5 separate regions of the Homo sapiens genome follow, and all the other regions are linked to region 2. A link is a loop called in an ENCODE intact Hi-C map of the cell type or tissue named here. Cell type or tissue: A673. All regions are shown on one strand. Links, peaks and the distances in the headings refer to the core of each region. The heading gives the core; the rest is flanking DNA.

Region 1 (6,209 bases), core at 546-5,545, 230 kb after region 2:
CCTGTCTCATCTATTTTTGACAAAATGTGTAGGTGAGATTTTAGGTTTTTTTTTTTTTTTTTTTTTTTTTTACGGTAGGCATCTACGAAGTCCTTTGGAATCAGTCACACTTGTGTTGATTACTAAAGTGCATCTCTTTCAATGGGGTATTTTTAAATAAGCTGTAACTTTGGATGGATATTACTGGAGGAATGGAGCTGTGATCCCTGTCAAACTGAGAAAAACAAGGGTATGGGAAGACTCCTTTGGCTACTTAGTGCTTTGTGACTTTTGAGGAGACTTTGCAGCACGTAATTCTAAGAAAATTGTAGGAAACAGCAAAGAAGAGCCGGGGTCTTCGTGGGGGAGGGGAGCGAAGTCTGTGCTCATGCAGCTTCAGTAATGTCTGACTTGATCCTAAACACTGCGGTTGAAATGTTCCTTTAGAATGATCTTGTGCATTCCACAAAGGCATAAAATAGTAAAATCTGTTTCTTTCCTTAGCCAGTAGCTCTATATTAATTCAGGAGCTATAAAACAAAGTTCAGATTGATGTCGTTTTCCAACTGTGAAAGTATATTCACCTTATGTATTGAATACAAACATTGCAACAGGCCCTGTTACCCGCTAGCCTGACTGTTAGCTTTTTATTAAAGTATAAAGGATCTTTACACTTCTGTGTGTTAACTTTTAGTGGATGAAATACATATTGGTGACAAATGTAAACACACGGATTTACTAAGTACATAAGGTGCTCAGGTTGAAATGTGTGTGGCTCTCACTACATAAATAAGTTGACAAACCTGAATTATGAAGAATTTAGCAGTTACTGCTCAGAACAATCACATATTAGCCCGGGTTAGAATTCTCATCTCTCTGTGCATTTAACCGGCTGTGCCTTGACACAGAAATAAGGCAACATTTTTAAAAATGCAGTCTTTTATTTTTTTAAAGCAAGCCCCAGCATCTTTACAAACCCTCTTTTGTATGAAGTTAAGACAAACTTAGCTAAAGGTTTAATTGTACCTTGTGAAGTCAGATGGTTTAAAATGTGCTATGGAGATCCATGTGATAAGATGTAAAGCATAATTTTGTTGCCTCTGAACTTTGGAATTCTAGGCAGACCTCTTGCATCAAGTACAAATAAACCAAAAAGGGGCATGCAGAAGTGAAACCAGTCCTGTGGCTGTTGTCAGATTTGACATTCATTCCACTGATGATGTGTGTGTTTGGCTTGTTTTTCTCCACTTCAAATGTTCTGTTTTCCCCCCCTCCAGAAATATGGTGAAACGGTGTTAAAACTGTCCACACACACTCTCACTCTGGGCATTCATGCAGAGGACACTCAGCCTGAGGACCAGCAGCAGGCCAGCAACCCCTGCCTCCCTCCCACACAGAATGCCACCTCCCGGGCCCTCCCATCCCACCCTGCCTTGCTGTGTTGCTCTGTACGAATGGGGTTTCTGTTTCCAGCCTCGATAGTCCAAGCTCTTCTCTTCTTGGATGCAGGGGCTTAATTCAACCCACTTTCCTGTGCCTAGACCACCGATCAAATAGGCAAAGCTACTAGAAATTGTCGTGTGGAGTAATTTACCGCTTACTATCTATTTCCCATGAGAGTATATAAATCTTGTTTTTTTTTAAGGGACTCAGAGCCAGGCAGAACTTTTGGGGTTATTAGTTTCATATTTTATTTAGTTCTATATTATCAAATTAAACATCTAATTATATGTGTTACAGGCAAATTAAAAAGAAAAACCCTGTCAGTATGAGCAAATAGAAACACATTTAAATTCCTGTTTAAAAGGCTATCAACATAATTCTTCATATTCGGGAATCAGTTTATTTAATGGGCTTAGATTTAAAGAATTTTTTTTTTTTGCATTCTTTTTACTAAATAGGTAGATAAAAATACCTTTTATTATAGGTAGGAAAATACCTTTTATTATATACAGTATATTTTGGTATAGTATGTGTTATTGCCCTAGCTGGATATCATGTATATTCTGATAGTATTAAAGTATTTTAAAATCTAAAATCCCCAGTCTCTAAATTCTAAGGAAAAAAAATGCTGCACATATGTTCAGCTATGGAAGTTGTACCATGACCTTTCAGAGGGTTTAGCTGCACAAAGTTCTACGGCTTTTTCAGATTTATTGCCATAGATGGTCTTTTTTATAGCTCAGTTCTCTGTGCTCTTTGTCAGTAAGTAGGCAGATGTTTTTGCCTTTTTATAAAAGTGTGATAATAGGCATGTCTACTGCCTTTACTTCATCAGCTAGAAGAACCATATCCATGGCTTATCCTGATGACAGGTGATTCACCTGAGCTTTGTTCCCAGATTGGTAGCGGGCAGCATGGCGTGTCGTAAGTGGCCCTTCCCACCAACTGAATTGAAAAAGGTTTCTTTCTGATTTAGATATAAACTTACACTTTCACCTGTCGGAGGAAAATGAAACCATCACTAAGAGTTTTTTATTTTGTAGGCAGGTTCATGTCTGTGACAAAGTGATTTATCCCCAGGTAAATTACTCCTTCACATTGGTGTGGCAATGACTATTTAATAAAGCTATTTATGAAAACTCCTTAAGTGTGTGGTCCCCGTTCCCACAGTGTGTCACTGCCGCCGCCAAGTGACAGGTCTGAAAAATCAGCAAATCCTAAACAATTAAGGCATCAATTCCTCCTTCCCAAACCAAGGCCCCTGCTACCTCCTAGATAAAGATAGTGTATACTTCTGTAAGGAGAAACGAAGACCCTTCCCCAAATCACACTGGACCCTATATGGGTGTCCCTCCAAATTCATGGCCTCTCAGAGAAGAATGGCATGGGTGATGAAGAAAAGAATTTCTTTCTCTGAACGAATAGATGTAATTTTAGGGTTGAAGGAGTTTGTGTGTGTGTGTGTGTGTGTGTGTGTGTGTGTGTTCGGTTCGTTTACCACAATTCTACACTAAAATCATACCATATAGCAGGGAAGAAATTCTGTGTCTTAAAAATCCACCAGTCACACCAAAAATTTGTAACTCCAGGAACACACAAATACTTGGGGATGTATGCAAAGACTGTTCTCTTCTGCAACCTCATTCTTGAACGGGGCTAAGAGCTTTTCAATTGCTGTGACATTTTCAGCCAGGGAAGTAGTAGTTGTTGCAGAGCAATGTTTTACAGGCAATTACTTTATATGATCAATGGAGCAATTCCCCTTCCAGAAAGGAACCAAAGCGATCTAGTTAAATCATTAAAGAGAGAAAGAGAGTGGGAGAAAGGGTTCATCTCATTAGCAGGTGCCAGTGCTGCAGGCTCCATGGCGGCACACAATGTCACTGGCCCTTTAAGACAATGACTATGCTCCCTCCACCACTGCCACCCCCTCCCCTGTAGCTGTTGACAGGTCTAAACCTCCCTAGCAGCCCATTGTGGCCACAGTAGGAGGCACCTGCAGAAAATGTGCCAAAGCCAGGCAGGGAGCAAGAGCTTTTCAATAAGCTCCGCAGCTGGAGAGGAGAGGCAACACTAAACAACCAGCCTGGGCCCAGGCATGTGATGGGAAAAGGGGTCAAAAACAGACACCTCCTATGGGCTTTCTGAGCACTGTTCGGTTCAATTTGCTGACATCTTCTAGCTGGCTTTTCTCTATTTGCTTAATATGCTGAGGTATTTAGCTTAAAAGCACTAAATGCCCCATCATGATGAGCCGTTTTCTCTTTCCCCATTTACTGTTATTAAGGACATTTTCCAGCATTTTCACTCTCTTTCTGCCCCAAACTAAGATTGTTTTCTTTCGCTCCTCTCTCGTGACTACTCACAGGCATTCACCACCACACACCGCCGGCTTGATTTTACTCATCTTTAATTCAGGGATGAGTAAAGCTCTCCAAATTTAGGATCTGTGCTACCTTTATAAAGCACACACTCCTGACTGCTTTCGGCACAAGTGTGGAAGCTGAATTCTTGCATTCCAACTAGTAAACATGTATTGTGCATCTACTGTGTACCCACCAGTGTTCGTGGGGCTTCTAGAAATCCACAGGTGAACAAGATATGCTTTTCCCCTTGTACTGTTTAGGAGCCAGCAGAGGGAATGAATAGCTAATGTAACTGTGGGTTCTAGGAATTTGTTTTACACCCAGTCGCTTGTCTTTGTAATATCTACAGCCCTTTTAAGAATAAGCAGGAGTGGAGGCAGAGGACGAGGAGTACCCTGGGATGGGCTGGTGGTACATTGGCTCTGTCAAATGTGCCTTGGGGAACCAGAGGACAGAGTCTCGGCGTCATCTCTCCAAGGTAAATGGAGAAAGAACCGGGCCTCGTTCCTCAGTTTTGGCAGCTCTTGTTTCTCCACGACTCCTTACGTGCACACAACGCTTCCTGGTTTTTGTAATTTTCCATCTATTTTTTCTTTCTTGATGTAGTAAGGCATTATCTCTGTCTTGCAGATGAAAACATCTGAGACTCAGGGCTAAGCACCTTGCCCAAGGCCACACAACAAGTAGGTGGTAAGTGTACAGGCCTGCCAGGGACCCAGCTCCTCTGCGCCCACCTAAATCTTTGCTTCCCTCCTGCCGGGTGCTGCCTCTTACAAACCGTCAACCAGCACGAGTACGCGACTTAAGAGCAACATGGAAACAAATCGACATTTTCACAGTGCAACTCTTTTCCCCCCTCCTACAGATGGAGAGTGTTGGCGTGTACGGATTCTGTGGGTGTAAAGCAAAGAACAAAATGAAGTGTGATTCAAGGTGGGAAATAGCCGCTTCAGGTAGGAAATTAACTAATGTGTGTAAGTATCAAACTGGCATCTGAAATAACTGCCCCAGAACCTCATTCCTGTCGAGAGGGACTAGGTATGTTTAAAACTGGGACGTTTAAACTTCTGCACGTGTAAGATGTTTGCCAAGCCACTGCTGCAAAACCTGCTTGTTCAGAACACCAGCAAGGGGGAAGAGGTTTGAGAGAATTTCAGAGGCACCCTTGAGTCAGGAAACAAATTCGTTTCCCACCTATCCAAAGCCTAGAATCATCGCTGGCCACACTCACACGCACAGATTGTGGACCTAGCATCCGGGTAGCCTACCGGCCTCGTGCTGTCTTACTGCCCTGCTCTGGTGGCCCTGGGAGATTGGCTCTGTGAGGGCCCATACAAAGGCAGGAAGAGATGGCCTCTCGCTCTTCTGGACTTATTTTTGCCTTAACATGTCTCTCCTCTCAGAGGACTGGTCCTCTTCCTCCTTCTTCTTTGGTGCCTCCCTCCAATTCTGGAGAAAACAAGTGGACTATTCATGTAAAAAGAGAAAGACTGAGAAAGGGAGGGGGAGATGCCACCGACAAACTCCATTGAAAGCCACTGGCTGTTCATTTACATTCACACTTTTAAAACATGTTAACTAATGATGTTAAATGGTTTGCCAAAGGTCCTGGCAGGTCAGTTGTAGAAGTGTCATTTCTGCCTAATTAGGGCTCTTGTGGCTGCCTGGGGCCTCCCAGTGCAACCGGTGACAAGCCGAGAACTGACAGCTTCAATTGCAGCCAATAGGAAGGTTGGGCTGGTCATGTTTTCCAACTCAGCCAGGTGTTTGCTGAATGGGGGAGGGGCCTGGCGAGATCTGAGCGCTTCTATGATCCTTTTTCTTTTACTGCTGCCTCCCAAGTCCTTCCCCTTTGCCTGTCTTGTCTTGTGTCAAGGTCAAGAATGGGCTTCGCTAAATCAGCAATTTGGGTTATCTCTGGGAGGCCATTAGCAATCCCCAGCCCAGACATTTCAAGTGGTCTCAGACCCCAGATGCTAGATTTTTTTCTCCGTAAAAAGCAGAGAGTAGGAAAAGAAAGGGAATGCTTTAGGTGAAAAACAACAGTAAGAAGGAAATAAAACAAAACAAAAACCCAGAAAACTCTGTGTAGCCCTGAAAGTGTTAAACTTCTGAAGACGTAATAATAAAATTGCTTAAGGAGAAAACCATGAAAGCATCCCGATCAATGCTTTAAATATTGGAAAGAATAAAAGACCATAGTGAAAACAAATTCTGTAATACTCAGTGGGATAGACAGTGCCTGTCACATCGTAGGTGCTCAATAAATAAATTTATTGATCTGAATTGGTTTTTCGGGAGAAAAATTATTGTCTGAGCAACAAAGAGTGATTGGTTGAGATTTTGCTCTTTTTCATGCTTGCTTTAACTCTTTCTATCATGTTCTTTGAACTTCTCAGTTGACCATAAAATGCTTGCTAA
Region 2 (6,209 bases), core at 731-5,730:
CTCCCTACAGACACGGGAGGGCAGTGCAAAAGCAGGTTTATTGTCCCTGGACTTCTTTTGTCTGTCCAAGGTGTTGTAAAAATTTCTACTCCTGCCCTGCCTACTGCTGCATTTCCTGTTCCTAGTCTCAGTTCCCTGTTCTTGTAATTATCTCCAATAGAAATGGCATGGGTTACTAAAATAAAAATACTGTAATTCTGTATTGTTCTGGAAAGTGATATGGAAATTAATTTACATATATCAAAATTGTACAAGAGAGGATCTAAAATTTTTGGTGGTATCACTGAAGTGCAGTGGTTCTTTTTGTGAGTTGTGGATTACTTGAGAATCTGATGAAAGTTATGGATTATCTCCCCAGAAAGATGTACATAAGCACAATTTTGCATATAATTTCAGAAGTCTCATGAAGTATAGATTAAGGATCTCTGCTGGATCTCTTACTGAAGGACTCTTGAATTCTGACAGTTGGGTACTGATGAATGAGAAGAATTGGAGGTGCTATGGCTATGAATTTGTTATTAAACATGAAACGTTTCCAAGGAGTGCACCCTGTCACAGAGTTTGATTATAGGCTTTGACATGTGCTTTATTAAAATTTATGACACCGTTAGCTCAAAAGCTATTAGGGAGTGAACAACAGGGTCATTTGGTGTTTGCTGAGAGTAGTTAGAGACTATTAGCTTTCTAATGAAAAGATAGGATGTACAATTAGAAAAATAAGAATTAGCTAAATTTAGCTAAAGGGGAAAAATGATATGCTTTAAACTAATATTTCCACAATGTCGGGACTTAACGTATAGCATTTTACTCCCCATTCCATTACACCTAGTGCTGCCTCTGCCCCTGCCCCATTCAAAAAAGTCTCATATATTCTGCAATGACTGCAGGCATTCTGGGATATAGGCAGCGGGAGCTCTATTTGTAGAAACCTCAGGGAGCTCTGGAGGGGGACAGTGCCTAGGGGGTACTAATCCTGATGGCTGCCTCAAGGACCATGACAAGATGCAAAAGCCATCCATTGAACTGGCAGAGGGGCAAAGTGGATCTCCAGGTGCTCACCTGAAGGAGACAGAATTAGGGGACACAAATTGGGGCTCAAGAAGAGTTACTGAGTTGTCTTCCAGCCAGTAGCCTCAGGGTTCATGTCAGACTCCTAGAGGAGGGGGCTAAAAATTAAAGCAAATCCAGTGAGGAGAGGTGGCATCACCCATACTTTGATGTTGGTATGTTCTGGATGTTAGGCTAATCAATGAAATGCAAAAGTGGCACTGCTTTTATCCTCCTCACCTGCAAACGTTCTCCTCCCCTCTAACTTCTGTGACATATTGGAAATGCACTATAATATGGTAGTTAAGTGGCTCAGCCACTTACCAGCTATGTGACCATTGCACATCATCTATCTGCTTAGCTTCTCATCTATAAAATGGCTAAATAATAGTATGTACTTCATAGAGTTATTATGAGAATTAAATGAAATAATGCACATAAGTAGTACAGTGCCTGCTGCCTAGTAAGCAATTAATAAATGCTTGCCGTTTTTGTAGTTATTTGGACATCTACTCTTCCCTACTAAGCTGATTTCTCTTCTTCCTCAGGAACACCAATTATTCTTAGGTTTGGTCGTTTAACATAATCCCAAATTTCTTGGAGCCTTTGTATTTTCTTATTCTTTTTTCTTTGTCTTTGTTGGATTGGGTTAATTCGAAGACCTTGTCTTTGAGCTCTGAATTTCTTTCTTTTACTTGTTCAATTCTATTGCTGAGACTTTCCAGAGCATTTTGCATTTCTGTAAGTGTGTCCAATGTGTCCTGAACTTTTGATATTTTTTTATTTATGCTATCTATTTCCTTAAATTTTTCTCCCTTCACTTCTTGTATCATTTTTTGGATTTCCTTGCATTGGGCTTTGCCTTTCTCTGGTGCCTCCCAGATTAGCTTAATAACTAACCTCCTAAATTCTTTTTCAAGTAAATCAGGGATTTCTTCTTGGTTTGGATCCATTGCTCGTGAGCTAGTGTGATTTTTGGGGGTGTTAAAGAGCCTTGTTTTGTCATATTACCAGAGTTGGTTTTCTGGTTTCTTCTCATTTGGGTAGACTGTCAGAGGGAAGGTCTAGGGTTGAAGGCTGTTTTTCAGATTCCTTTGTCCCATGGGGTGTTCCCCTGATGTGGTACTCTCCCCCTTTTCCTATGGATGTCACTTCCTGAGAGCCAAGCTGTAGTGATTGTTATCTCTCTTCTGGGTCTAGCCACCTAGCAAGTCTACCAGGCTCTGGGCTTGTACTGGGGGTTGTCTGCACAGAGTCCTGTGATGTGAACCGTCTATGGGTCTCTTGGCTGTGGATACCAGCACAGTATTTGGGATGTCTCCTGGGTCCTGCAGGAGCAGTCCACTTCTTTCAGAGGGTGTGTGGGTCCTCTCGGGTTTCTTGATTTATTCCTGCCGTCATTCTGGAGCTAAAATTCACGATGTGGGCCTCTACACACTGCTCTGTCGTTCTGAGCTGGAGCTGCAATCTAGTCCTCTTCCCGTCTGCTATGATGGAACCACAATCACAAAGTCCCACAATAGGCCATCTGTAAGTGGAGGAGCAAGGAAAGCCAGTCCAAGTCCCAAAACTGAAGAACTTGTAATCCAATGTTTGAGGCCAGGAAGCATCCAGCACAGGAGAAAGATGTAGGCTGGGAGGCTAGGCCAGTCTATTCTTTTCCCATCCGCATATTTGAACTAAATTTTTCTTCATTCACTGTAGTCAAAATTGGCCCAAAGTAAGAAATACCAGCTTGACATACACAGTAAAGTACAAATTGCAAATTTCCTGTCAGGAACAAAGTCTTAGATATTAATTTCACAGAATGAAAGTCCTTAGAAAAGGTCTGCATCTTATTTGAGCTAACAAATTACTGTCTTTCACAAGAAAACCACAGGAATTTGAATTTCGGTATTATCAGATGCTCCTTGTTAGCTCAAATACAATTTGCAGTGACATATACAACAGCAGGATTTGCAACAGGATTCTAGGTCTCCTGCCCGCCTCGGCCTCCCAAAGTGCTGGGGTTACAGGCATGAGCCACCGCACCCAGCCAGGATTCTAGGTCTCAAGATAACTCCAACAGTTTTCTGGCAGCCTAGTAGACTGTTATAATAAGCAGAGCAAGTGGCTGACTAAATTATGTGATTTGAGGCCCCAAAAGCCCAGCCCTGATGGCTGGCCAGGAGTCAAGAATCTCACGGTCTAAAACACCTCACAAGTTTATCAACAAATGTGGAAGGACTTTAGAGACAGAACAGGAATAAATGCCATTTCTGTCACTCATTAGCTATGTGATCTTGGGCTAATTTCTTAATTTCACTTTGCCCCAGTTTCCTCATTTATGTGATGAGAATAGCAATATTCACTGAGCTGACTTATTGAGTAATGCTATTAGCGGTCCTAGCATAGTTCCTGACATGCAGATTTCATTTCCTTCACTATCTAATCACCATTTATAGGGCCAGAAAACAGAGAGTATTTCCTGCTTTGATCTTGTTTTGACATTATAGTTACACAGGAGATTCTGAAGATAGACTTTCAAATATAATAAAATTAAATATTTCACCAATGCAAAGTGTCAAACATGAGGAAACATCATAATTATTGATAGCAAGAGAGCACAGAAAATTACTTTAAAAAGACAATTAAAACTCATTTTGCTTAAATCTTGTAAAATGGCATTTTATGAAATTACATTTTATTTATTCATGTAAGATAATTGCTGCTTTATTGTTAAAGGTAGGAAAATATACATAAATAAAACATTTTTAAAATTAAGAAAAATTATATTTTAGTTGATATCTCCAAGCCTCTTTCTGAGAAAAAAAAATCTCTAAGCCTATTTTGGATCCTTATAAAACCAACATCTATGCAACTGCTACAGGGCCCTCTGTTTGTGGGCTGGTGAAGATGATGCAGCCTTCTCTTCTGGGTTTAATGCCCCCTGAGTGGCATTCTCCCTCCACTTTATCCCTACTAAAGCCTGCTTTTAGGAAAAGAAAAAGAAAGGATTCGACGTTGAATTCCAGTAAATCTAGGTGAATGAACTGAGAGCCAAGAGGAAGATTTACCGCCAAACTGATCTCTTGCATCCACTCAGGGTGCCGCTGTGGCACCCTGAGTGGATGCAAGTCAGGCGTGATCTCAAGAACCTGAGTAGCCCTGCGTGCTTCTTCTCTGAAAAAGAAGCTATCCTGCCTGCTTACCAAAATGTGGAAAGTTATTTTTTATTGTTAGAGATAGCTTTGAAAAATATAAATACCTCTTAGAAAATAGACCAGAATGACTAAAACTCATTAAAAAAATTAAGTGACTGCAACTCGTTAAATTCTGGGCAGTTATTTTGCTGGGAATAAGGAAGGTGAGGGGGAAAAAAAGCATAGAACACAAAGAGAAAAGCAGATAGAGGAAAGGAGCCCCCAAGAGTCAATAGGGACTTCAAAAGAAAATCTCCGGCTGTGGTTTTAAACTAGAATCTGGAGTTATCAAATTTTTTAATTCTAGCGATAAACTATGATTTAAACAAGAACTCCCCACTCCACACACACACACATAAGAATAGAAAAAATGTATACCTCCCATATCCACTTAGTGGTAGTTTGCAGCCATTTGACTAACATGCTTAATATTGACTTCGGGGTCCATTATGGGCATCAATGCAGCAGGCTGGATTTTTTTTTTTTTAGCAGTTTGATTTTTAAGACTTTCCCATGGCTTTTAATACTTTTTTTGATTCATCTTCATTATGGATTTTAAAAGCAAAGGTCTTTACTTACCTTGAAAGTACTACTTTTTCTATCATCGTAGTTCCTTGCTAATGGGTTTCTGAATTCCAATTTCATTACTTAATTTTTATAGAACTCTACTCCCTTTATTATTACATTTGCCTTTGTAATATGTACAATCTGTTGGCTAGATATAACAGGGCTTTAAATATTTTCCCTGTGTACCATTAATAAAAATTGGTTGCTGATTCATTTGCTTTGCAGAATAAATCACTGTCTCATCCATGCCCAACAGAAAAATGGCATGTGTTATCTCCTGATTATACTCACTAGCTGTTTTGCTCTGATCTCTCTTCTCCTCTACACTAGTGAAGATAAAATGTTCTTAGTTATAGAGAGGAAACAAGCAGAGTGGTAAAGCCACTTGGACTTTATAAATGTAATAGTAATAATTTACTTAATAATAGTAATGTAACACTTGACAGTTTACTGAAGACCTTCATTTATATTATCTGGTTTGAATCCTGAAGGGTTATAAATGTGACCTACACAAGTTCATGATTAGTAAGTAAGGGAGGCCGCCCTTTCTTTCCTTTAATCAGGCTCAAGTATTTTTCCATCTAATGAACCAAAATCTTTCTCAGTTCCACATTCTTTTTTAGCTACAGCTCTCCTCACCTCCCCTTCAGAGCCAGGCCACTTGAGAGTGATCTATACATCTTTCACCTCTTCCTCACTTCCCACTCGTTCTTCAGCTTGCTCTAATCCGAGATTGGTGCCCACTACTATATTGGGCGGACCCAGTAAAGATCGATGCAACCTTCTGCTTCCTAAATGCAGTGAATACTTTTCAGTCCTTCTTTTACTTGATTTCTCTATATTACTTGACATTATTGATTATTCCTGCCTTCTTACAACTAACTCTTCCCTTGGCTTCTGAGACCTCACTGTCTTCTGGTTTTCTCCTACTTTTGCAGCAGAGTTTTCATGGTCTTTTCAGTGACTCCTGTTCCTCTGCTTTTTCCTTAAATATGGAGATTTCCTCGGGAGGCCAGTTTCCATTCACCTCCCTTTCCTTTTTCTTCCCTTTTCTTGTCATCCCAGAGCAAGTTTATCCATTTCTCACTGTTTCCTATATAGGTAGATGATTCTTTAAAAAAACTGTCTCAGATGTTCTCAAACATAAACAAAAGCGGAAATAATGGTTTAATTAATGTCTGTGTACTCATCACTCAGCTGCAAAAATTACCAGCACTTTACACATTTTGTGTCACTTATCCTTCCCCATCATGTCACTGCACCTGTAAATATTTGTAAATATTTCAATATACATTTCATGAGGGCTTTGAAGTTATAGCCACTGTGCCATTTGTATACCTAAGCAGAATTAGCAGTAATTATTTAATGTCATTAAGTAATGGCATTGAATCCAGATTCAAACAAGAAATTGAT
Region 3 (6,023 bases), core at 1,024-6,023, 180 kb after region 2:
AGAATACCAGCCTTAAGCTACTTTAGTCGTCAGCATAAGTTCTATTTGCACATTTTTTATTTTATTGAACATTTTAACCATGCTGAGAAATAGTTTTTTCCCAGAAGTCAAATACCTTGAAAATTTCTGACCGTAATCATTGGATTAGAAAGATGCTTTTACTAAATGATAATATGATAATACAAAGGTGAATCACTCTCTGTGAATCTAGTTGAAAAACATACATTCTAAAGCACCAAATACATTTTATTATTGTATCCACTTTATTCTATGCCTTTTTAAGAGAGCTTCATGTTTGGTCAATTACTGGTTAACACCTTTGAGTTTGTGTTTATCCATTGGTCATTATGATTTAGGACATTTTTATTATAAAGAGAGGCAGGATATGTGGGCCTTCAGTATGGAGAAAGAGGTAAGCAGATCTTAAAATGTGTCTGCATCACAGTCAGGCAGAGGCTTAAGAGTTTCATGTTTTCTTGCCCTCTTGCTTTTCTCCCCTGAAACCATCTTATCTGAAAGTGGCGCTGCTTGTCTGAATTGAGCTTTTTCATCCATATTCACACTTTTTCAATTAATTACTTTCAGGAAGGTGAATATCCTCCTAACAGTTGCAATTAGACAAGGTAGTCAGCCTCAAAGATGATTTTTCATTTTATCTAGTTACTTCTTTAAAACCTTACTTCAAAAGGGAGAAGCCCTTCGAAAGGGAACTCCTGTTCCATTTCAACAGTGTGGTTTGCAGTGCTTTCATAGCTGTGTCGTCTTGGTCATTCTCAAAGATCCTTTTAAGCCACAATTAATTGCCAGAGATTCTTCAAGTTAACATTTTTCTAATTTATCATGCTTCTCTTCACCCCAGGGTCCCCTCAAAACTGTAAGCTTTATCAAGCTCTTTTCAATTTCCTTTTTAACTGCCAGACAGGCAGTTTGCTTTTTCGTTTGGGGGAGTCAAAAGAGGTTACATGCTGCCCTAGAAGAATTTAAAAAACAAAAACCCATGTGGCAATTATAAGACTTCAATTTCAATAGAAAATGTTCATTTCCAGTGAAACCATTTTTATTTTAATTTGCATTTAATTTCTATGTCTGTGGTATCTCTAAATACATGTGACTTTTGGCCCCACACAAATTTATTTTTGTAAGAGTTCATCTTGTTTGGGCCATTAATGAAACCAAAGGGTAGTTGACAAAAGATAAATTTTAGATGTTTCTTGGTTGGTGTGACCAGTCAAACATTTCCATGAAAGAAAAAAAATCTAATTGCCTTTCAGGTTTTGAATTAAAAGTAAGATTGATTTTTATCATTGTTTGACCTCTAACTGGTCTCTTCATTCAGTATTTCTGATGTGAAACTAATGTAGAAAAATGAAATAGGAAAGTACTGCTTTTTAATTTACTGGAGCTGGAGAATCTGAGCTATTTTATTTTATTTTGTTTACTTTCTCTAATCCTATGAAAGATTATGAGCTTTTGAAATACATTAGCAAATAAAAATTGAGATTCTTAACTTACTTTAGGGAAACTTGGCATAAAATTATTCTCTCAAACTAATTATCTCAGCTGGAAATTAATTTAGTTGGCCATATAACCATTCCTTAAGAGAGGTTTGGGGTCATGTTTTGTTCAAATGGAGACTAGGGAAGTTCTTTTAGTCCTGGGATGGAAAGGAGTGGATTTTGTTCCTGATAGATACTCCCACCCCCACCATTTCCTCATAACCTCCGCTTCTCCGCTTTCTTTCTCGTGTGTGTGTGTGTGTGTGTGCACATGAGTGCCTATCAGGGAGGGGGAGGGAAGGCGCCTTCCCTGTACTTAGTAAACATTTGTTTCTGAGAAGAGACTACCAGCTAGCAGAATGAACTGCATGGACGTTACTGCTTAATCTGATGCTCTTATACAATTAAAGGATTTGCTCTGCTCTCAACTGTAATCTTAGTACTGCTGAATTGTGTACTGACACTGCAGGAAACAGCTCTGTTCAGCAAAGCGCTGCTACAAAGGTTCTCCATGTGCGCCTGTACATGGACAATTAAGTTTTAACAACAAAATTAGCAGAACAACTGGATGTTCTGGAAGTTGAGATCCCTTCACTTCATTTTTTTTCCTTCCCCCGCTGCCAAGGAGTTATCCTGTGGACTGCCCGAAAGATCCGCCTGTCAGGATTGTCTTACAAGTGTTCTGAGTTGCTGTGCAAACAGCAACTTCCTCCAGATTAATTGTTGAGGATGTATTACACCTAGTGTAAAAATGACTGTTAAACTGCTGTTGAGTAAATCTCAAAATTACTGTTAAAATGCTGCTGAGTAATTCTCAATTCTCTCAGAGAATTAATTGCCTTCTAACATTTGCTTCCAGTTGCAAGCACCTATGATTTTTAAGAGACTTTGTATAAAATATACCATTTCTGCATAGAGAACCAAATTGCTTTCGGTACATTGTAGTTTTCTTAGCCATTTTTCAATAGTCTACACAGTGTTTATGTTTCCTTTTATTTGTGTATAGTGGAGTAGAGGGGAGGTTTTTTTATTCAAATAGAAGAAGCTAAAACTCAAATGCAATGTCAGATCTCAGAATAAACTGACCCAATTTCTGAAACCCAATAAACACATTTCATTTGTAATATTCTTTATTATATAGCTCTATGAAAAGTAATTTGTGACTTTCGATCTTAAAAGAGAGTTTTAAAAATACACAGTAAATTGAAAGAAAAACTACTACATTTAAAACAGTATTTTCCTGAAAACATAGAATGAAAATGCAAGTATTTTGTGCATGGCAGCTGTTTTTAAGGAACCAATGTTATATATGGTGAATTTTGTGGAAGACTATGTCTCTTAAAATATTTCTTATAAATAACATGGCTTTTAATAGCTGGAATCTGAGTGGATTTTCCATGATGACTTAATGTTGTGCAGAATTATAAAAAGCTAAAAAACGAAGCTTAAGAAAATGATCACCCACATTTCAGAATCTTTGGCCGAGCTGAAATCGTAGTTCACGCATTGTCAGTGTTGCTTTTGCTGTGAGAATAGTCCGGTTTCCTGAACCTCCTTGTGCCAGTGTATTTTAGATTCTGTAAATGTGTGCAGTCCAGCCTGCACTAGAGGAATAAGATAATATCCTACAAGGTACAAGCTACAAGGCTCCCTAGCATTGCATTGTGGTCCGGGAGGTAAGCCGTGTACTGGGATGCCTGTGCTGCAGTCACTCAGCTAAAGAAAATATTGCTGAGCATAGACATAGATCTTTGCCCAGCCATTGTTACCTATGTTAAAAAGGAATTCTTGTTCATGTTGAGAGCAAATCAGCATCTAGAGGCTGATGTCAGATTTTCAAACATAGTAGTATTCTGTTGTTTAACAATGTAAATAATTAAATCTACTTTTTCCACAAATAGAAGTGGACCCAAATTGACAAACTTAATACGTTCTTTGAGCTAAAATGAAGTTTTGAAAAAGTACCCAAAACAAAAAGAATTGAGCTTTGTTCTGCCTTTATTATATTTTAAAATAATGCTAGAATCGGTAGTAATATAGAAAGTTTCACCTTAGGTTTGAAACTTTATTTTGTGAAGTTTTGGACAAGTGTATTAAAAATTTGTGAAGTTTTGGACAAGTGTATTAAAATCTCCTGAAAAATAGGGTTTCCAAAAGAAACAATCAAAACTACCTCTGCTGTAATGCCACTACTGTTCACTGCAGTAACTGTATAAAGGGCTTGGAAAAAAATAAGAATCCTTATTTTTACACCAGAGAAAATATAAAAGGAACTTCCTCTTTGGAGTTTGTCCAGGAAACGACTTTATAAAGACAAATTTAAATCTTTCTGTTTTCTGTCCTTGAAGGCGGTAAATATGGTTGCGGTTTTATCCATTTTTATTGTAAATGAAACAGAGTTCAGACCGTCCGGCTGTGCGTCATTTGTTGGATGGCTGCCACAGACTAATGCAGACATCCCACTGGGAGACCAGAGAAGAACTATACTTTGATTCACCAGATTGTGTTAAATAGTCCAGCTGTTGCGATTTGAAAGATAGTTACCTCAGAAGTGAAATAGAAATGAACTTGGCATTTATGCCTCAAACCATTTTTATACTGTTTGGCAATCAGCTTTTCAGAGGTAGCATTTTATAAAATAACTCTCACCGCTTAAAAGTTCATTCACTGTAATGTTCAAAATGTCCCACCTTTATATTATCAGTAAAATTAAGCTTGAGTGATATGCAGAATTTGCATGAAATAAGCATTTCCCCCTTCATTTCATGAGCTTTGATTGTATTCAATTGAGCTCAGAACCACGTCTATTAGGGCTCTTTTGGGCATTAGTTAATTTGAATTGCAGCCGAAATGTTAGCTAGAATGTTGTTGAATATAGTTGGAACGTGGAAAGTTGATTTTGAAAGGAATTTCATTGAATGCAAACGATGTCCTTTTTAAAAATTAGAATGCTGCATTTTCATCTCTTGTAACACAGTCTGAGAAATCACTGAGTCCTGTAAAGTTCAGCGTTGGCATGGCCATTGCCATTGTTCTGATTCTTCTGGTACCAGTATGGTTTGGAGTCAGGTCTTTCCTTTTACTAGTAAGTTGCCCCACCTGCTCAGGCCCCACGTTTGGGCTCTCTTGCAGTAGGGGCACAATAGCTGCTTTCTAAAAGGTCACCCAAGTTTTACTTGGGCACCAGGCTTCATAGAGTGGCATAACTTGGTATATTTCTCGTAGCTTTTATTTTGCTTTTTGGTTTTTGGTTTTGTCTTGAAATAGCCTTTGAGCACATAGTCTAATATGACCCGTGAAAAATATCTATATGAATGGATCATAAATGACAACCAGTATGTTGTGGTAAGAAAAAATTATTGGACAGGAAATCAGGATTCCACTAGTTTAGTCCTGTGTCTGCTGTTAACAAGTTGTATGCTGATTTAACCTCACTGTTCCTTGGACACTTCATCTGACAACTGAAAAGGTTAGACTAGCTCACCATGGTGATCCCTGTCAGCCCAAGCATCCCATGATTTTAGTTTTAATTTATAAGTGATACTTGTAAAATTTAAGTTTTACTTGCAGATTTTGTGGCATGCAGGAGACAGGCTGCCATCACTTTTTAGAAGTACAGACTTTTAATTCCTTATTGTGGTCTTAGTCCTTAGAGGTTGCATTAAAGTAGAAAAAAAAATTGAACAGAATGACAGTATATTACAATTCCCATTGAAGTGTTGCATTTGAGCTTCTGGGATTTCTACCTTGGGGAGAAGCTTCATATTTAACCCTCTAGAACCTGCCACCATGACTACTAGAGTGAGAACTTGGGTTCTTGGCACCATCACTGATGCGGCTCTGTGGCTCTTCCCATACGATAGGAATGAAGGTAGAATGAGGCCTAGGAGAAAGAAAGGACTCTCATTCCAGAAGGAGTCTTGGGCAGCTGCCCGTGGGAGCCAAGAGTGGACCTAGTGATGTCAAGCCAGGAGGAGCTACAAACCACAGGGGAAAAATTAAAACTAAGGGATAGCTTGAAGGGATAGACTTTATTTACAGATCTGGAAGATGGAGATGGAAACGGATTCGGAAAGAATGAAATCAGTAAACATGCCAAAAACTAGCCTGTAGCCTCCTGTTTCTAGGAGAAGATGCCTTTGAGAAACAGCATGCTGTCATGGAAAAGGCAGAAACAGGGAGACAGGAGCTTCTGACTCTTGTTCTGACTCTGCCACTGATGAGCTGTGTGGTTTCGGGCCAGTTCCTTCCCCTCTTCATGCCCCATCATCCTCATCTGTAAAAGGACAGGTCAGACTAGACGATTGCCCTAGTCCCTTTCCACCTTCCACTGGGATTCTAAGGCAGTGGTCATTATCCTTGAGAAACCAGTCACTCTCCCTCCATGCCTAGATTCAGAAAATGCCCACTGCGCCTAGTTCAGTGATAACAAAGGGGTTCTCAAATTGTAGCCTATAAGTGACTTAATAATAGATTAATCTGCAGTCAAGAAGCTTGCTTCAGGACAGGGAGATCGTTCTTTGGACT
Region 4 (6,209 bases), core at 640-5,639, 96 kb before region 2:
CCCATCTCTTTCCTCTTGCTTCTCATTGTGTGTTTAAAATTTATTCAACAATCTGTATGATTCAAGTATCTTAACTAGATCTTTCTATTGTATTACCTCCAGAATAGTTTGCCTGGTAGCGCAATAGTTTGCCTGGAGATTAATTTCCTATACAACATATTGAAATAGTGCATTGTGAATTGGCTACTATGACTGCTGATTAGGGTGAGGGTTAGGGTTAAACCAGTTTCTGAATCTAGCTACTCCCCCCTACCATAAAAACCACTTGCATTCAACAATTAGCCATTGCATTAAGTGCTAAAGATACAATGATGAGAAAACAGCCATGATTCCTGCCCTCATGAAGTTTAGAACAGAAGAAAGACTATCTGGTAATCACACAAATAAGTAACAAATAAATCTAACGTTTTAACCAGTGATAAACCCTCTGAAGAGAAAGTGCACTGAGGTCCTCTGAGAGCATATGCCAGGGGAATTTGACCCATTCAGAGAGGGTTAATTAAGCTAAGGGAAAAGGCATAAATGTCTCAGGCAGAAGGAATTGGCTATGCAAAGGCCACGTGATGGGATGATGTCATCAACCATTCTTTCAGCAGACAGCACTGACCCCGTGTGCCCAGCCGCATGCTAGAGGCAGGAATACAGGGGAGAAAGACCAGCACTGCCCCCAAGAAAAGCCCACGATGACTGTCGGACCTAGGAGGATCCTTGGAGAACCTGAAAAGGTTTCACATTGCATGGAGGATAAGACTAGAGCCTTATAAGATAAGACATCACTGAGAGTTCAGTTGTTAATCCTGGGAGGGGTGAACTCATGAATGATCACTGGGTGTGGTGGTGCATCCCTGGCTCTAGTCTTACCCTCCATGCAACGTGAAAACTTCTGATGCCCCAACTCAAACCTAATTTTCAAGCCTTCGTTAGCTAAAATCTCACCGAAGTCCAGCTTTAGGAGAAATAACAGATACTATTCCCTGGCTTATGCCAAACTCTTTACATGCATTGTTTTGTTTTTTTATCTTTGTAACAACCATGTGAGATTGCACTAAACTGACACTCAGAGAGAAGGTAAGTCATGCCCCCGAGTCATTCAGCTAATAAGTGAAAAGAAAAAAAAAAATCAAGATCCAAACCCAGGTCATTCTGGCCCTAGAGCTGAAACTCAGTGAAAACCAAGCTCTAGCCAGGAATTGTGGTTAAAATAAAGCTTCAGCCAGCTGGATACTCCAGGGTGTTTAGGAATGTGAAGTTTGTGGGTATATCTTGGTATTGTGGTTGTGTTGATGCTATTGTAGTTTTGGTAATGTGGTCATCTCTTGACAGTACATGCTGAAATGCTTGCAGATTAAGTGTGGCAAGGTCCAGGTTTTACTTCCAAATAATCTGTGTGAATAGGGGAAGCAGTGTGTGTGTAGGTTTTGACAGCTGGGGAGGCAGAGTCCGTGGGAAGGAGGGGAGGAAATAGATTGACCATAAAATAGATTTGCCTTCGTTATTTGGAGGTTGGGGACAGGTGCATGGGAGTTCACTATAATATTCTCTTTTCTTTCCTATATGTTGGAAATTTTCCATAAAATGTTTTTTTCCAAAACAAGTTAAGTTCTGGGTTATGTTTTGATGGCCTACTCCTTCATCTCCAAATCCCATAGACTTTCACAATTATATTTGCCCCCGTAATTGGAAGTTGTATGGGGCTGTTTCAAAAATCTGAGTCATCAAAGATGTAATTGACTTCCTACCGCCGGATTAGCAGGCAAAAATGTACCCGATACTTTCTCTACCGGCGCTGTGTTGGGCTCTGGGCTGAAACCCAGTCTCTCACAGGCCCTCGGAACAGCCCCACCAGTTAAGATCCATCCCTGACTTCCAACTCTGTAACTAGGGACAAGTTAATTGACTCCTCTTAGCCCTTAGTGTCCTCATCAATTATTACGTGGTAATAACCCCTCAGAGAGTCGCCGGGAGAATTAGCTCGGCGCGGTGCATGGGGCTAGAACTCAGGGCCCAGCAGGTCTGACAATGCAGGTTTCCCCGCTCGCCTGTTGGGTTTTTGAAACGCCCTCAGCGGGGTTTTCCTCCTAATTCTGGTTTGGAGGAGCCATCTCTCTCCATCCCGTCTGCCAGCGGGGTTTGCTTCACACACAGACGTGGGCAGATGGCATCGGGGACACAGGTGTGACTGCCGAGAAGGTTGCGGCGCATTGGCGGTTCGGTTCACGGGACGCGGGCGTGGGGTGTGTGGGGTGGGATGGTGTCGGGGGCGGGGGGGGGTGGACAAGAGGGTGTTTGGTGGTGGTTGGGAGTCCCGGCGATCTTTTTAAAATTCAGATGCCAACAGTTCTCCACCCCTGAACTTGAATGGGCTTTGGGTTTTTGTTTATTTGGGGCTTTTCTCCTCTTCCAAAGCACAGCGCTTGCCCCCAGCGGCCTGGCGTCGGGCTGGAGCCCGGCAGAGGGAGGGAGGAGACCGGCATCCGCGCTCGCTGATCAGAGAGAGCCGGGCCTGCTGCTGGGGAACGTGGAGGGGCTCCGGACAGCCACGCGCCCTGGCCGGTCACGGAAAGCTCTGAGGGACATTCGGTCGGCCGTCGGGGAAGAGGCTGGCCGCCGCAGCGCGAACTGGGGGTGCGGGTGGAGCGGCTAGAGGCGCCGGGGTGAGTGGGGATGGAGCCCCGAGGGCGTGGTGCGCGCTCGGCTTCCTGCCGCCAGGGGGCGCCCACAGGCAGAGCCGGGCGGGGCGGCAGCTACAGAGAGAGGGGTGCGTGGAGAGCGACCAGGCCAGGCCTGCAGAGCGCAGCCCCGGCGCCATGTCTCCAGGCTCGTTCCGACTAGTGTTGGGTCACCCTCGGCTCAGCCCCGGGGGAGGACGAAAGGGTTGCGTGCAAGGCCTAGCACCCAGTGGCCATTCATTAAATACGTGCTGGCTGACGAGCTCAGGAACGGCTCTAGGGAGCAGCTGGCTCGGAAACCTCAAGTCCAAGCCCACTCATTCCCGTCTCCCTCCCCGACGGCCTTTTAGTTACCGTGCCCTGGGCCGCGACGGCTTCCTTTTAGATTGGGGCAGCAAGGGAGCCCCTGCGCAGCGAGGACGCCGACGGGGCGGCGGGGAGGGGTTGTCCGGCGGTATCCCCGCTCCGTGCTCCTCGCCTTCCACTGCCTCCCCGGGACACAGCAGTCATGGCTTCGACTGTGACTTCTTAACTGGCTCCTCCCTGATCGCTGAGCTAAGCCACAGGAGAAGGGGAGGAGGGCTTCCTTCCCGGGACCTTGGTCCAGGCGCTGGTCTGCGTGGTGCTCGGGTGGATAAGTCTGATCTGAGCACCACACAGGCCGGGCGCCGGGACCAAGGGGGCTCGACAAGAGGATCTCAGAACAAGCTGAGTCTCTGGAACTAGCTGGGGTGCGTGGAAGTACGCGCCACGGCCCGCGATTCCTGGGAGCGTGTCTCAACTTCTGCCAGTGCCAACGCAGGAGAGAGAATTGCGGCTCAGAGAGGGTAGCGTGAATGGAAACCGAAGGGCGAGAGCTTGGCTCTCTAATGCCACCCAACTTAGTGGTTCAGAGCTTGGCCTCCAAGGAAGATTCAGTTCAAGTCCCCGCTCTCCAACTTACCAGCTGTGTGATCTTGGGGGAAGTTAACCTCTCTGAGTCTGTTTCCTGCTCTGTAAAATGGAAATTTAAAAACTTAAACATCTACTTCGGTCGAGGCTGTTGTGAAGAAGTGGGATTGTGGGTGCATAGCTCTTAGCACAGTGCCTGGCACAGGTTAAGGCTGGATACGTGGCAGCTGTGAGGCCCAGTGTTCTCGTAGCTGGCCTGGCCAGATGCAATCATAAGCGAAGATGACTCACTTCCCACAGCAGAGGTGTGCGAAGCCCTGCGCACCTGCTGTAGTCTGCACCCGGGCAGAAGAGAACCCAGGAGCGTCGGGACCTCCAACACTCAGCCCTCAGGGCTGAGGACACTGCGCTGTTTCTGCCCCTTCTAAAACCGGAGGCCGCGATGCCCCTGTGCAGTACCGGCTGGCGCCCACCCTACAAGCTGATTCCTGGGGGCCTTTCCTGCAGCGGACGCCGGCAACCATCACGACCGACCTTGACTGAACACATGTGGGCATCCTAAGGACATTACCTCAATCCTCACACCATTCCTGAAAAAAAAAAAAACAAAGAAACTGGTGCTCAGAGAGGCGAAGTAACTCACTCAAGGTCACACAGCTAGAGGGTGGCCAAGCTGGGACTCCAACCCACTCTGGCTCCGGAGCTGGCGCCGCTTCCTTCCTACCTCTCTATCAAGCTCAGTCTCAAAGCCTGGGACAAACCATCCGGTTGGGGTGGGAAAGGCCACGCACGTCCTGGGGTCGAGGACCCTGTGCCCACGACAGCAGTCTTCTCGGCACCCGTAGAAGCCAGTGCCAGACAAGTTGGGTTGGAAGGGGCAGGCTGGGCTGGCGGAAGGGGGCTCTGGGCCCCGCCCTGCCTGCGCCCCCCGCGGATCACGCCTCCGTGCTCAAGCTCCTGCCAAGTTTGCCCCCATCTCTCAGGTGCCCTTGGACTGAGTGACTAAGCACCTCGGCACCTCTCCAGCCTGGGGTGCGAGGAGGGGCTGGCCCTGATACCCACTTCCTTTCTTCTCTGGAAAGCCAAGGTGCCAACGAAAGATGCCCTGGAAGCTGGTGTTCCTTAAAGAATGAACAGTCCCAGCTCCAAACGTGTCTCTCTGAACGCAAGCCTCTTCCTTCCGTTCGCCTGGGCCTGTAGTCGAAGTCTCCTTGGGTCCCCAGCCCCCTCCCGGGTAGACGTCAGCCTGGAGGTGGATGCCGGAGTCGAGAAGGGTTGCGGACCATGCTGGGGACCTGGCTCAGGCAGTCAGGGGTCCGGGTCCTCTTTGGGGAAGTGAGCGCTTGAGGAGGAGGGAGAAAGGCTTTTGAGTACGGCTTGGGGGGACTTCTTGAGGTCCCTCGGGATAGCTTCTCTGTTAGGCGTGTAGCCAGGAAAGGAGAAAAAATCTGTCCCGCGCAGCCCAGGGAGGAGCCTTGCAGCTGCGGAGGGGGGCACTTTCGGCGCTGGATACCAGGGGGCAGTGCTGCGCAGCGAATCTGCCGGGCTCCAGCCGGCAGCCCGGGGCAGCAAGTTTGCTGAATTCCCTCTGTCTCTCGAATCCGCTACGAAGTTCCTCCCAGGGCGCTCCTGACGCCAACAGCCCCCTCGCCCCGTAACATGCGAAAGAGGGCACGGTCCTCTCTGTCCGCGCGTTGCCGTCGGTGCGGGCGTCCTGGCTGTCTTTCCTTGGTAAAGGCAGCTACCACCGGGTTGGTTTTTGACCACTGACTTGGCCCTAGGGAAACGTAAGGTGGGGTGGCGGGGTGCCCCGTCGGGTTTTTGCAGGCCGTGTGAGCAACCTCAGAGTAGAGGTTTGAGGGGACTTTCTCAGCCTGGGCTGGAGCCCCCAAAAATGCAGGCGCCGCCTTTGAGAGGAAAAAAAAAAGCGCTGGAGGTTGGCCGCCTGCATTTGATCGCCTTCCGAGTTTACGTAGAAATCCATCCGAAGAAAGGTCCGATAGAAGGCGGAGAAGGCGGAGGCCCACCCCTGTCCAAGTACGAGCCATCCCCAAAGTACAGGGATGAGAAGGGGGGCTGAACCTTCTCTCCAGGACCCAGCGCCAGGCCCACTACACCCCCAGAATCGGTGTTGTTTGGGAAATGCCTTTCTATCCTAAAGGAGGCTGTGTCCAGGCTTAAAATATGCAGAAGCAGTGAGCAGACGGGACCCGGTGACGTGCGCGGGGCTTTTCCCACCCAAGGGGCTAGGAACTCCACTCCCTGTCCCGTCCCGGGGAAAGAGACCGAGCACTCGGCTCCGGGGCCAAATGTGAGTCCAGGAGCTTGGTGAAATAGAAACCGGACATATTCTCTTTGGACTCGGCCTCCTTTTGCTGGGATTTTTGTTTTTGGTTTCTCTCTCTCTCTCTCATAGCGCTTTGCAATACATAAAATAAAAACGCATGTCTGTGTGTGAATGCTTTGCCCGTTCTTTGAAGAATTCACACTTTAAAATTGCTTTCTGTGAGCGCAGAGGAAGAACATATAAACCACCGTTATGTAATTTGAAACCATCAATAGCCCCCTTTTAAGGTTGTCTTTATTGTGGGAAGTCAAGGTAATGATTTTGTCGCTGTCTAATTTCATCCCAATGTATGGCGTTGCTTT
Region 5 (6,209 bases), core at 556-5,555, 270 kb after region 2:
ACCAAGCCTCTGTGAGCTTCCCCATGATGGAGCCAGCCAGGGGTGAGGGTCATCAGCTCTCAGAACTGGGGGTAAGTTGGGGGAGAGGCTGGGGCCACCACAGAAGGCTTTTATTTCTCACTAAGGCCAACTTGGTGCTAAGGGAATGAACTTGGCTGGTACCGAAGCTAGAGCCATCCATAGCTTTCACCTGAACCCTGTATTGGCAAGAAGCCAGTTGCCCATGGTATCAGCTTGTTCATCTCTCATTTTCTGGGAGAAGCGGGTTTCTAGTTCATCCTTTTCCATGCTGGGTATTAGGAAGGAGAGATGGAATGAGTGTTGGAGGAAATGGGTTTCTTCATTGATACCCTGGAAAAAAACAAACCATGGCGACGAAAATCCTTCACCCACCCACTTTTTCATTCACCTGCTAGAATGTAAATGGCACATAGGGAGAGGTTTTTGTCTGTTCTGTTCACTGCTGTATTATTACCAGCATCTGGAACAGGGCCTGGCCTATGAGTTCTCACTAAATCTTTCTGAATGAAGGGGAGTGGGTTGCTCACTAAGCACGCGCTGAGCACCTACCTGGTGTGAAGCACTTGGAGACAGCCCTGCACCCTCCTTCATGGAGTCTTGAGGAGAGATAGACCAGCAAGTGGCTGTCACTGCAGGTGAGGCACAGGGCCGGTGTGGGCTTAGCAGGCCACCTCTGGAGGCCAGGGCAGCATGCTTTGAGATTTCCAAAAGCTAGGAGGTTTAATAACGTTCTCTATTAGGAGCTTGTAGTTCCCTTTCCATGGCACCAGGCCTTGTAAGAACAGAGGAATAACCCCATTGTGTCTGTGCGCATGAGTGTGCGTGTGCGTGTGTGTGCACATTTGTGTATGCATATATGTGTGTGCGTGTGTGTGTTTGTTCAGGTCACCCAGCAGTATGTGGGAAGCTGGAATGTGAACCCACGTCTCCTGCCTCCAAATGCAGTATTGACACGCTGTTCAGTAGAAGAAACAAAATAAGCTGTTGAGTAGAAGAAACCAAAGAAGCTGTTTAGTAGATGAAGGAACAGAAGGCCCTGTTTTCAGGGAAAAGCCCTGAACAGGGTGGAAGGTGACCAGAGGAAACTGTCAACTGCTGAGAGCTGTGTACGTGGCTCTGTGAGGGGTAGTGAAGATGGGCCAAGGCTCAGGGCTGGCCAGTTGCCTGAGGATCAGGGCAAAGCCAGTCACATCCATGTCCAGGAGTGGGAGATTCCTTTAATCCTCCGTCAGTGACACAGGTTTCCTGACCAGGCTGTGGGAGTGGTAGTCAGGCCCCCAAGGGTGGCAGGGGGCCCAGTAAGAGTCAGCAGAGCCCTGGGCATCTCGCCAGTGGGCCCTGTCGGCCACTCCCTGACCATGGCCCAGGCTGCGGAGGATGTCTGTGGATGGGTCTGGCTGTGCGGTGCCTTGTCAAGAACTCAAGCAGAAGAAAATGACCATTGGTTCAAGGTCAGTTCACAGGGGGATTAGATTTTATTCCAAGACAATAATTGGAGAAACCGTATGGATTTAGTTCCAGTTCAAAGAGGTGGGCCAATTTGGGAGTGGATTTATTATTTTATTCTTTAGCATAGTCTGCAGTTGAACCAGATCATTGATTTTAATTCAGTTGGGTTTTCAGTTCAACAAATGAATGTAGTCATGAGACCCTCTGACCATCTAGGCCAATGGCTGTCAAACGCTGTGGTTTTGCAGAGGTGGGTCAGGGCCTGAGGGTGTGAGCATGTCGGTCCTTCACCCCCCACCCCATCCCATCCTCTACTTCCTCCTGGGGGCTCCAGTTTTGGGTGCTTTCTCTACCAACTTTTCCGTGTAAGATTTTGTCTGAAGGTGCTATGCTACTGAAACTCACTTGAACATTGCTAATGTGGGCTGTGATCCCAAATGAGAAAAGTGAAGTTATGCGAGGTTAAGTGGCAGACATGTCTGTCTTAGTGGCCAGCAGGGGGGCCAACTTGTCCCTGTTTGCCCAGGGTTCTCCTGGTTTTAAAGCTAAAAGTCTTAAGTCCTGGGAGCTCCCTCCACCCTGGGCAAACCAAGACAGTTGGTTACCTTGGTGGCCGTCTCATCTTAGACGGCTTCCAGAAGGTTGCAGTGGCTGCCTGACTGGGCTCCCTCCTGCCACCCCTGCTCCCTGCCCCACCCCGCCCCACCGCCCCGCCCCTCTACCGTCCACATTGAGGGAAGTCCAGTTCGGGGCCTGATCATGTCATTCCCCTGACAAAAGCCAGCCTGGCTTGGGAGACCCCACGTGATCTGGTCCCAGCCCCTGCCTCTCTCCAGAAATAGTTCTTGTAAGAGCTTCTCTTACATTGAAACTCAGAAGTTCCCATGGCTGTGTTCCCATAGCTGTGTCTTTACCCAAACTGTGCCCTCTGCTGGATATGTCCTTCTGCCTGGCTTCTGGCTAAAGCTGGCTGTCCCCTCTGGTCCTCTGGGAAGCCTTCCCCACCATCAGTCCTTACAGGGGACTGATGGACACCCCTTCCTCAGTGCTTCCGTTTTGTGGCCTGTGTGTTCCTGTTGCACTGCCAAATGCAAGTGGTGTGTTCATGTGTTCATCCCTGCCCCTCACAGAGCCACGTACACAGCTCTCAGCAGTTGACGCCATCCTCTGGTCACCTTCCACCCTGTTGAGGGCTTTTCCCTGGAAACAGGGGCTTCTGTCCCTTCATCTACTAAACAGCTTCTTTGGTTTCTTCTACTCAACAGCTTATTTTGTTTCTTCTACTGAACAGCGTGTCAATACTGCATTTGGAGGCAGGAGACGTGGGTTCACATTCCAGCCTCCCACATACTGCTGGGTGACCTGAGCCAACACACACACTCAAACACATATGCATATACACACATGCACACACATCCACACGAACAGCCCTGTGAGGCTCCTGGAGTAAGCGGGAGCACACATTTGACAAACAATTGTAAGGAACCCAAACATCTGACTGCTGGTCCACAGGTCCTTCTGCCACCCCCTAGTCAGACTGTAAGCCCCCTGGGGTCAAGGACGATGACCCACAACCTAAGAGTCTCAAATGAGGAAGCAGCCTTCAGTGGCAGCCTGTCAGCCCCGTGCACCAGCCAATGAAGTACATAGGATCTACACAGATATGTCCCATATCTATTAGTGTCTCAGGAGCCCCTCTGTTTAGCAAATGACAAGGAACTCAGGCCACTGAGTTCTGGGGCTCCAAAGAGAAACCTGTAGCTCCCCCTGGTGGCTGCAGCAAGTGCGTGCTCTCAGCCAGCTCCTGCGGATGGGAAATGCATCACATCCTGGTGGGGTTCACTTCTGTGGGATTTCTTTGGAGGACCTCAAGAAGAGTTCCCGGGGGCAGCAATAATCATGCAGGGAAAATAAAAACGTTGCAATGGAGGGGGCCCCAAGTAACCCTGCTATACATCTTTGAAGTGGGCGGAAAAATGATATAGTGAGGGTTTGGAAATGACAGATTGCAAATTTTTCTGATGTGAAGAACCTGAAGATATCACTCTTGTCAAATCAGAAAGGTCAGTCACCCTCAGCCTGGGGCTGTCCTTGGGTTGCTTCAGAACCATGTTCCCCATCCAAGGGTGGGGCTGGGCAGAGGGGCTCAGGCTCTGGGAGGCACCCAGAGCTTTGCTCTCAAATCTCTGCCCCGGGGCTCAGCTAGGATGCTGCAGCGGCTACAGCTGGGGGTTTCCCTTTCAGTGTTAAACGCTTTTGCTGTCTTAAACGAAACTTTTGGAGAAGGGACAACTTTCTAACCTCATCAGCCCTGCACTCTGCTCCATGGTCTGGAGGAGTTTGCATTTTGTAGTTTGAGTGGGGATGGGGAGGCAGGAGCAGGCCTGGGGCAGGGACAGCGTGGGGTCCAGAGACCCAGAGCAGCAAGACCCACAGGGCAGGACAGGAAGGCTGTGGAAAGGGAGAGGGGAGCTGCAAAGACCCGAAGACCCGTTGTCTTTACTTTCCTCTTGCCTGCAGGGATTGTCACTGGTCTAGAGTTCATTTTTGGAGTCTTGGATTAGTGTTTCCCAAATTTTGATCATTCAACTATTATTATTATTATAACAGCTAACGTGAACTGAGTTCTTGGTAAGTACCAGATGCTATACAAGTAATATATTCATGAAGTATTATTTTATATTGTGTATAACTTATTTAATTTTCTTCTTTCTTTCTTTTTTTTTTTTTTTTTTTTTGATGGAGTCTTGCTCAGTCACCCAGGCTGGAGTGCAGTGGCGGGATCTTGGCTCACTGTAAGCTCCGCCTCCTGGGTTCACGTCATTCTCCTGCCTCAGCCTCCTGAGTAGCTGGGACTACAGGCACCCACCACCACGCCCGGCTAATTTTTTTTGTATTTTTAGTAGAGGCGAGGTTTCACCATGTTAGCCCGGATGATCTCGATCTCCTGACCTTGTGATCCACCCGCCTCGGCCTCCCAAAGTGCTAGGATTACAGGCATGAGCCACCGCGCCCGGCCTTTAATTTTCATAACAATGCTATGAAGCAGGAAATATTATTTCCATTTTGGAAATGAGAATTTATGTATATAATAATTTATAAATAATAATATATGATATACTTATTTAATATTTTCCTTTGAATTTCATCCTCTTACCAAGTAATTTTATTTACTATAATTTTTTTTTTTTTTTTTTTTTGAGACAGAATCTCACTGTTGCCCATGCTGGAGTGCAGTGGCACGATCTCGGCTCATTGCAACCTCTGCCTCCCGAGTTCAAGCAATTCTCCTGCCCCAGCCTCCTGAGTAGCTGGGATTACAGGCACGTTCCACCACGCCTGGCTAATTTTTGTATTTTTTTTTTTTTAGTAGCGGCAGGTTTCGCTATGTTGGCCAAGCTGGTCTCAAACTTCTAGCCTCAAGTGATCCACCCACCTTGGCCTCCCAAAGAGCTGGGATTACAGGCATGAGCCACCATGCCTGGCCTCTTACTAAGTAATTTTAAAAGGAAATTTTATTTTACTACTATAAATGTAAAACTACATTACCTGTCAAATGTAGGAAAAAGCTATTATTTAAAATCTAGTAAAATAAATATGTGCCCAAGTACACTGAAAATCATCCTCTGTACTATTGGAAGACAGCCTAGCATGTTTGGAGAAATATTGCCTTGGGAATGGAAGGGACCTTTCCTTGCAGGGTGGAAGAAGGCCATGTTGCATTTGGGGGTATGAAGGTGAACTGAGCTCTGTAGAGACCTGGTTACAGAATGTTTGGGTTTATTTTGCTTTTATTTATCCCCCTTCTAAGATGAATACTTACCTCATTAATCTTCAGCCTTTCTATTTTTATTTTTAAAATATATTCACAATTAAGGCTATAAGTTTGTCTCTGCTGCTCAAGTTACATCTTATAAGTTTTGATATAGTATATTTTCTTTTTTGATCAATTCTAATTATTTTTTAAATTCTGATTTTGATTTCTTCTTTGACCAAAGGGTTATTTAAAAATGTATTTCTTAATTCTAAATGTGAACTTAAAAAAACTATTATCTTTTTTTTCTTTTCTTTGGGATGGAATCTTGCTCTGTCACCCAGGCTGGAGTGCAGTGGTGTGATCTCGGCTCACTGCAATCTCCATCTCTGGAGTTCAAGCAATTCTCCTGCCTCAGCCTCCCAAGTAGCTGGGATTACAGGTGCATGGCACCATGCCTAGCTAATTTTTGTATTTTTAATAAAAATGGGGTTTCAGTATGTTGGCCAGGCTGGTCTCGAACTTCTGACCTCAAGTTATCCACCCACCTTGCCTCCCAAAGTGCTGGGATTATAGGTATGATTACACCTCGCCTGGCCAAAACTATTATCTTTTTACTATTGCGTTCTGATGTATGAATTGTGATCAAAGAATGTGATCTGCATGTGTTCAGTCCTTTGAAATTTGTTGGGAGTTGCTTTATGGTCCAATATATAGTCATGTTTGTTAATATTCTGCTTGCTTGCCTTGTAGCCCTTTTCCCACTCTTACTTCCAACCTTTCTATGTCCTTAAGTTTTTGTTGGGATTCTTGTTAATAGCAAAAAGTTGGATTTAAAATAAATCTTATGTGATACTCTTTATCTTTTACCAGGAGCATTTGGTCCCTTTATATTTTTATTTTTATTTATTTATTTTTTTGAGACGGAGTCTTGCTCAGTCACCCAGGAGTCACTGGAGTGCAGTGGCGCGATCTCGGCTCACTG

Evidence for each region. Peaks named below come from ENCODE experiments on the same cell type or tissue, not always from the same donor. Only the 100,000 strongest peaks of a DNase experiment are listed, where the experiment ranks them.
Region 1: a loop joins it to region 2, with 2.5 times the contacts of the local background. A loop is called at or near these places in 5 of 110 quality-filtered maps.
Region 3: a loop joins it to region 2, with 3 times the contacts of the local background. A loop is called at or near these places in 3 of 110 quality-filtered maps.
Region 4: a loop joins it to region 2, with 6 times the contacts of the local background. A loop is called at or near these places in 4 of 110 quality-filtered maps.
Region 5: a loop joins it to region 2, with 3 times the contacts of the local background. A loop is called at or near these places in 13 of 110 quality-filtered maps.

The regions. Positions count from the first base shown.
Region 1 is chr10:116,833,467-116,839,675 of GRCh38, reverse strand. It overlaps a transcript of HSPA12A not described here. Among named protein-coding and RNA genes, the nearest start is that of MIR9851, 9.0 kb to the right of the region's middle. RefSeq lists enhancers at 1,214-1,313, 3,264-3,558, 3,105-3,740 and a silencer at 3,264-3,558. In A673, for the core only: a CTCF peak has its summit at 2,619; a DNase peak (open chromatin) is centred at 2,605.
Region 2 is chr10:117,068,632-117,074,840 of GRCh38, reverse strand. It overlaps a transcript of SHTN1 not described here. Among named protein-coding and RNA genes, the nearest start is that of VAX1, 67 kb to the left of the region's middle. In A673, for the core only: no CTCF peak of the experiment used is centred there; DNase peaks (open chromatin) are centred at 3,010 and 4,040; H3K4me3 peaks cover 1,185 bases; H3K27ac peaks cover 3,395 bases.
Region 3 is chr10:116,889,318-116,895,340 of GRCh38, reverse strand. All of the region lies in intron 16 of SHTN1 (shootin 1), which reads left to right. It also overlaps a transcript of ENO4 not described here. Among named protein-coding and RNA genes, the nearest start is that of ENO4, 43 kb to the right of the region's middle. In A673, for the core only: no CTCF peak of the experiment used is centred there; DNase peaks (open chromatin) are centred at 1,990 and 3,930; H3K4me3 peaks cover 554 bases; H3K27ac peaks cover 1,668 bases.
Region 4 is chr10:117,164,824-117,171,032 of GRCh38, reverse strand. MIR3663HG (MIR3663 host gene) reads left to right here and starts at 1,978. Exons shown (of 3, transcript NR_121651.1): 1 at 1,978-2,173. MIR3663 (microRNA 3663) reads left to right here and starts at 3,259; the gene lies at 3,259-3,355. RefSeq lists an enhancer at 4,886-5,440. In A673, for the core only: CTCF peaks have their summits at 2,473 (motif pointing right), 2,692 (motif pointing right) and 5,055; DNase peaks (open chromatin) are centred at 2,462, 2,762, 3,212, 5,072 and 2 weaker places; H3K4me3 peaks cover 3,769 bases; H3K27ac peaks cover 3,821 bases.
Region 5 is chr10:116,794,145-116,800,353 of GRCh38, reverse strand. It overlaps a transcript of HSPA12A not described here. Among named protein-coding and RNA genes, the nearest start is that of MIR9851, 30 kb to the left of the region's middle. In A673, for the core only: a CTCF peak has its summit at 3,258 (motif pointing left); a DNase peak (open chromatin) is centred at 3,213.